2 separate regions of the Homo sapiens genome follow, and region 1 is linked to region 2. Evidence: chromatin loops called from intact Hi-C (ENCODE). Cell type or tissue: heart right ventricle. All regions are shown on one strand.

Region 1 (2,500 bases), 89 kb after region 2:
GCCTCTGGACTCGCTGTGCGGTCATGCAACCTCTCTGTCCCTGCCGGGCTGCTCAGCCTCTCTGGACACATGCTGTGCTCCAGACGGGATGGCAGGGAGGCAGGGCAGGGACCGCCCGGTGCGTCCTGTGACACCAGGCAACGTTGGTCCCCACTCCCACGCACACCAAGGCCTCTTTCAGGTCAGCACAGAGTAGCTGGGGAGCAGGCGTGGTTCTTTTCCCTGGTGATCTTCACAATACAGTGCTGCAGACAGCCGGGGCTCAGCACACGGGGCCTTGAGAGTCCCTGGATCCTCCACTGTGCTCAGGGGAAACACCTCTCATCTATGAGCCTCCACCGTGCTCAGGGGAAACAACCTCTCGTTCTTGAGCCTCCACCGTGCTCAGGGGAAACACGTCTCATCTGTGAGTCTCCACCGTGCTCAGGGGAAACACCTCTCGTTCTTGCACCTCCACCATCCTCAGTGGAAACACCTCTCATCCTTGCGCCTCCACCGTGCTCAGGGGAAATACCTCTCGCCTGTGAGCCTCCACCATGCTCAGGGGAAACACCTCTCGTCCTTGAGCCTCCACCATGCTCAGGGGAAACACCTCTCGTTCTTGAGCCTCCACCGTGCTCAGGGGAAACACCTCTCGTCTATGAGCCTCCACCGTGCTCAGGGGAAACACGTCTCATCTGTGAGCCTCCACCGTGCTCAGGGGAAACACCTCTCGTTCTTGCACCTCCACCATCCTCAGTGGAAACACCTCTCATCCTTGCGCCTCCACCGTGCTCAGGGGAAAGACCTCTCGCCTGTGAGCCTCCACCATGCTCAGTGGAAACACCTCTCATCTGTAAGCCTCCACCGTGCTCAGGGAAACATCTCTCTTCCTTGCATCTCCACCGTGCTCAGGGGAAACACCTCTCGTCTATGAGCCTCCACCGTGCTCAGGGAAACACCTCTCATCTGTGAGCCTCGACCATGCTCAGGGGAAACACCTCTCGCCCATCTGCGCTGGGTGCCCACTGCCCTTCCGTGGCCCCACCCTTGTGCTGGATGAGCCTCAGCCTGGGTGGAGAGAAGGCAGCCCAGCCCAGGACAGCGTGGTCAGGAGGCCTCAGCCAGCGTGGCCCCGCAAGTGCCCCCGGGGGGCCTCCAGGGACTTACTCTATGCGGATGAGCTTGTCCAGGGACGGCTGCACCACAGCCCCAGAGCCAGACAGGAGGCCGGGGCACGCAGGCACCAAGCGCCACCACATCAGGACAGGGACGCGGCCCCAAGAGGACCCTCCACCCTTTCAACACGATGACCCCTGCCCACAGACCCCTCCCTTCCAAATTCCCCCAAGCCTGGCCCGTGCCGGCCATCCCCTCTGTGCCCCTCACCAATAATTCCGGCTTCCCACGCAGTTGTTGATCCATTTGCAGTGGTGGTCGAAGCCGGACACACACTTATTGCAGGAAATGCAGTGTTTGGTTTTCTTGTTCCTGGAGGGATGAATCGGGGAACGCCTGTCAGGCCCCAAGTGCGCAGGTTGGGGCAGGGCCAGAGGTCCATCACTGGAAGCCAGGTGCCTCGGAGGAACCAGCCCTGTGCGGCCTGGGGAGAGGGCGTCCAGCAGGGAATGGGAGGCTGGGGGAGGGTGTTGAGGCCTGTGGGGAGGAGGAGAAGCAGGGCAGCTGTGGGCAGAGGTAGCCACAGAGCAGGAGGAGCTGTGTCTTTGGCCGCCCTGAGCATAGACCCCCCGCCAGCCGTCCTACACCAGCCTCACTCTGGGCCATGGCCCTGGAGGAGGCCGCGCCTGCCCCATGGTTCCAGGAGTTGAGGCCGGGGGCTTGGATCCCACCTGTGCCTACAGGGCCTCCCTTGCAGCTGACAACAGCCCTGTAGCCAACCCCTAGGCCATCACAGAGGCCTCCAGGGCCCCTGGAGACACTGGAACCCTTACCTCCCACTTTCCTAGGGGCTTGTCTTGAAACTCCCCAAGAAAGACAGTGCTCTCTTGCCCTGGGCCCTCAGGGGAGGGACCTCGTGCACAAAATCCACTGAGGACCAAACATGCCTGAGTGCTGCTGTGTTTCATTCCAGGGGAGCAGCGGGTCACCTGCAGGTGACAGACCCAGCCCTCCAGTCTCAGCCCTGCCTGCGGAGGAGTTGGGGCGGCCCGGCACCGCGCCCGGTTCACAGCGAGATGAGGGGCGATCCACCCGCAGCCACAGGGCCGGGCCCTGGAAGCTCCACTAGCATCAGCTGCGGCCATGGCACGGGCCCTGAGGGGCCAGCAGTGACCTGAGCACCAGGACCCTGGAGGTGACCCTGACACCTTGGGGCCTCGGCGAGGGCGGGCACTCACACGGTGACCTTGCACAGGTGGCAGAACTGATTCTGGATCACGTGTGCATGTTTTGATCTGTCGAAGAGGGGCATGGGCTGAGAATAGTTCTTCATGAGTCTGACATTGGAGTCGGCCGGGTCGATGCAGGACGCGATCAGGTGGACGACGAGGTGGAACGAGAA
Region 2 (2,500 bases):
GCTCCCTCCTCCTCTCACCCTGGGACAAACACAGACTCCCCATGGCAACCAAATAGAAGGGGTGGAGTGCGGGGCCCTCCCGTCACCCTGCCTGGCTCCTGGACCGCCTTCTAGCCATGAGTTCAGGGTTGACAGCCATCTCCACAGGGCAGCCCAGAGGCCCTCACAGTGTGGCCTAAGCTTGGCATGGAAACGCAGGCTGCCGGCCTGTGTCGCACAGCGCTGTCCTCCTTGGCCCCAGGGGTGAGGAAGAAGGTGCTGGCCATGTGCAAAAAGCCACGTAGGGATTTTAGCAGAAGGCTGCCAGCAGGGCGGGTCCTGCACCAGGCCAGGGGGCTGCTGTCCCTCCTGACAGAGCCCCTCTCTGGAGCCCCCTCAGGCAACGTTGGGACAGGTTCACTGCTGCTGGGCTCACCCTCAGCCTCGTCCTGGCACCACCTTGGGGCATGGGGTTAGGGTTTTTATGCAGCAGCCCTTCCCTGATGAGGGTCCCGTAAGAAGCGTGCTGCAATGCATGGGAAGCCTGAGTGTGAAGCTGGTTCCGACTGAAATGCAGACACAGGTGCCGAATCCCTCAGCAGGATGCACCGCACACCCTGCATCTTCCAGGCACTCACGTGGCCCCGGGCCCTGGGTGCCGGTGTGTGTGAGCTGGGGAGGAGACTCTGTGTGTGCAGACATGGCTGCAAGGAGGACAGGCGAGAATGATCTGGATGCCAAGGGGATGGGACTGGGGAGCTGCTGCCCAGGCCGGGGTGTGGTGGGAGCTAGGCAGTGCAGCAACGGGGCCAGCCAGGCCCTGGGGGACTCACATGGGGGCCAGGACTGGTCAGACACTTGCAGTGGCCAGTCTAATCCCACCATGGTAGAGGAGAGGTCTGCAGGGGCCCCACCGGACTTGGGAGTGGACTGAGGCTGCAGGGGCTGTAAAGGGTGTGGGTCAGCTGGGCCGGGCACAGGGCTCACTGTCCAGCTGGTGACACTGACATGACCGAGCCTGCATCCCGGCTGTTGTCCCCATGTACCCGCTCCCTGCAGGCTGAGCTGGGGACACTGCACTATTTATGTGGTCACCGGGGCAACAGGGAGCTCGTCTGGAGCCTTGGGACGCTATCGGTGGCAGCTGAGGACAATGAGATGAGGCAGGAAGCTGCACTGTGGCCCAGGGGAAGCCCCTTCCTCTGCAGAGCTGGAGCAGCACTTCCCTCACTGGAAACCAGTGGCAGGGAGGGTGGGGCCAGGCAGGGCCTCTGCACGAGCAGCAGGTGAAGCTCAGGCTGAGGATGCCCTCCCAGGCCCTTGGTCGCCACATCCGACTGCAGCCTCACATTCTCCGGGCTTCGCACAAAGAAGCCCGCTGCCAGGGAGACGGTGCTGCTGCTGGGGGCCACCAGGAGACAGCCTGGGGATGGTGTGGCCCTAACCGGGACCCATTGACTTCCCTGTGGAGGAGCTCAGGGCTGTCCTGAGCCTGAACCTGCCAGGCAAACCCCGTGGAGCTGCCTGAGCCCATTCCCGAGCCAGTCCCCAAACCTGCAGGCGCCATGGCCAGGCAGTCACCCTGAAGGCGTCCACCCAGAAACAAGGGTTCAGCTGGCAAGGGACTCCCCCCCACCAAGATTCCAGGGCAGTGTCTTCACCTGGACAGCTCCCTGGGACTCAAAGCTTTTTTCATGGAACCAGGTTGAAGCAAATCTTTCACCGCACACTAGGGTGCCCTGCTGTCCATTGGCCGCACTTTGGCCAGCGAGGTCCGCGCTCTGCGGGTGGGCTTGGGTCGTCCTCCTGGGACATCCGTCACCCATAGGAACGATGCTGGTGACCTTAATTTGGCTATGTTTTGCCCAGACTGACCCAGCTAGCCACTCTGCCCATCACCCACTCGGGTAACCCTTCCTGAGCTGGCGGGGAGCCCCGGGATAGAGATGACACGGAGCACCGTGTTCTCAATTTTCTCTGCTTCTACTTTCACGTTTAATTTTATGCCGGTAGTGTTTTATGTTCCAATGAGCAATAAAAAGTAAAAGAAGTAGAGTAAGTGTCTCCCTTTCATCACCCAAACTGCCTGCCCTCTGGAAGTTTCGGTCTCAAGCTGTCTTGAGAACCGTAGCTATGCTGGAACCTCCCCTAGCAACAATCTGTATTTTGTAAATAAACGGCGCCGCAGCGCCAGCCCAGAACACACACCCTGCGCCCTTTGTTAACACTGCTAACCTTTCCCCCGCCCTGTTCTGCAGGCAGGAAAAGAGAGGAGGTGGAGAGCGAGCCCACAGCCCCTACTCCTGGGGCCCGGTGCGGTCACGTCTTGTCGTCTTATCAATCCCTGCGGGGTTCAAAGCTGACACGTGCCACTGAAGGCGCCGCGCCACTCCATGCTGGTGAATCTTCCACTGCAGCTACCGAGCTCGTGCTGCCCTGGGCCACAGCAAGGAGCTTTGCTGGGAAGAGATTTCTCCAGATTAAACAGAGTTACAGATTCCAATCCATTCCACACAACAGG

What was found. Hi-C counts contacts between places; a loop is a spot of excess contacts. Peaks named below come from ENCODE experiments on the same cell type or tissue, not always from the same donor. Only the 100,000 strongest peaks of a DNase experiment are listed, where the experiment ranks them.
Region 1: it touches region 2 in a loop (4-fold over the local background); 61 of 110 quality-filtered maps call a loop at or near these places.

Annotation. Positions count from the first base shown.
Region 1 is chr5:846,146-848,645 of GRCh38, forward strand. ZDHHC11 (zDHHC palmitoyltransferase 11) reads right to left here. Exons shown (of 13, transcript NM_024786.3): 2 at 2,337-2,500; 3 at 1,369-1,470. Among named protein-coding and RNA genes, the nearest start is that of ZDHHC11, 3.6 kb to the right of the region's middle. RefSeq lists an enhancer at 483-632. In heart right ventricle, no CTCF peak of the experiment used is centred here; no DNase peak of the experiment used is centred here.
Region 2 is chr5:757,071-759,570 of GRCh38, forward strand. The region is part of intron 4 of ZDHHC11B (zDHHC palmitoyltransferase 11B (putative)); the gene reads right to left. Among named protein-coding and RNA genes, the nearest start is that of ZDHHC11B, 26 kb to the right of the region's middle. RefSeq lists enhancers at 1,326-2,169, 2,170-2,500. In heart right ventricle, a CTCF peak has its summit at 983; DNase peaks (open chromatin) are centred at 51, 1,111, 1,851, 2,211 and 2 weaker places; H3K4me3 peaks cover 1,363 bases; H3K27ac peaks cover 2,407 bases.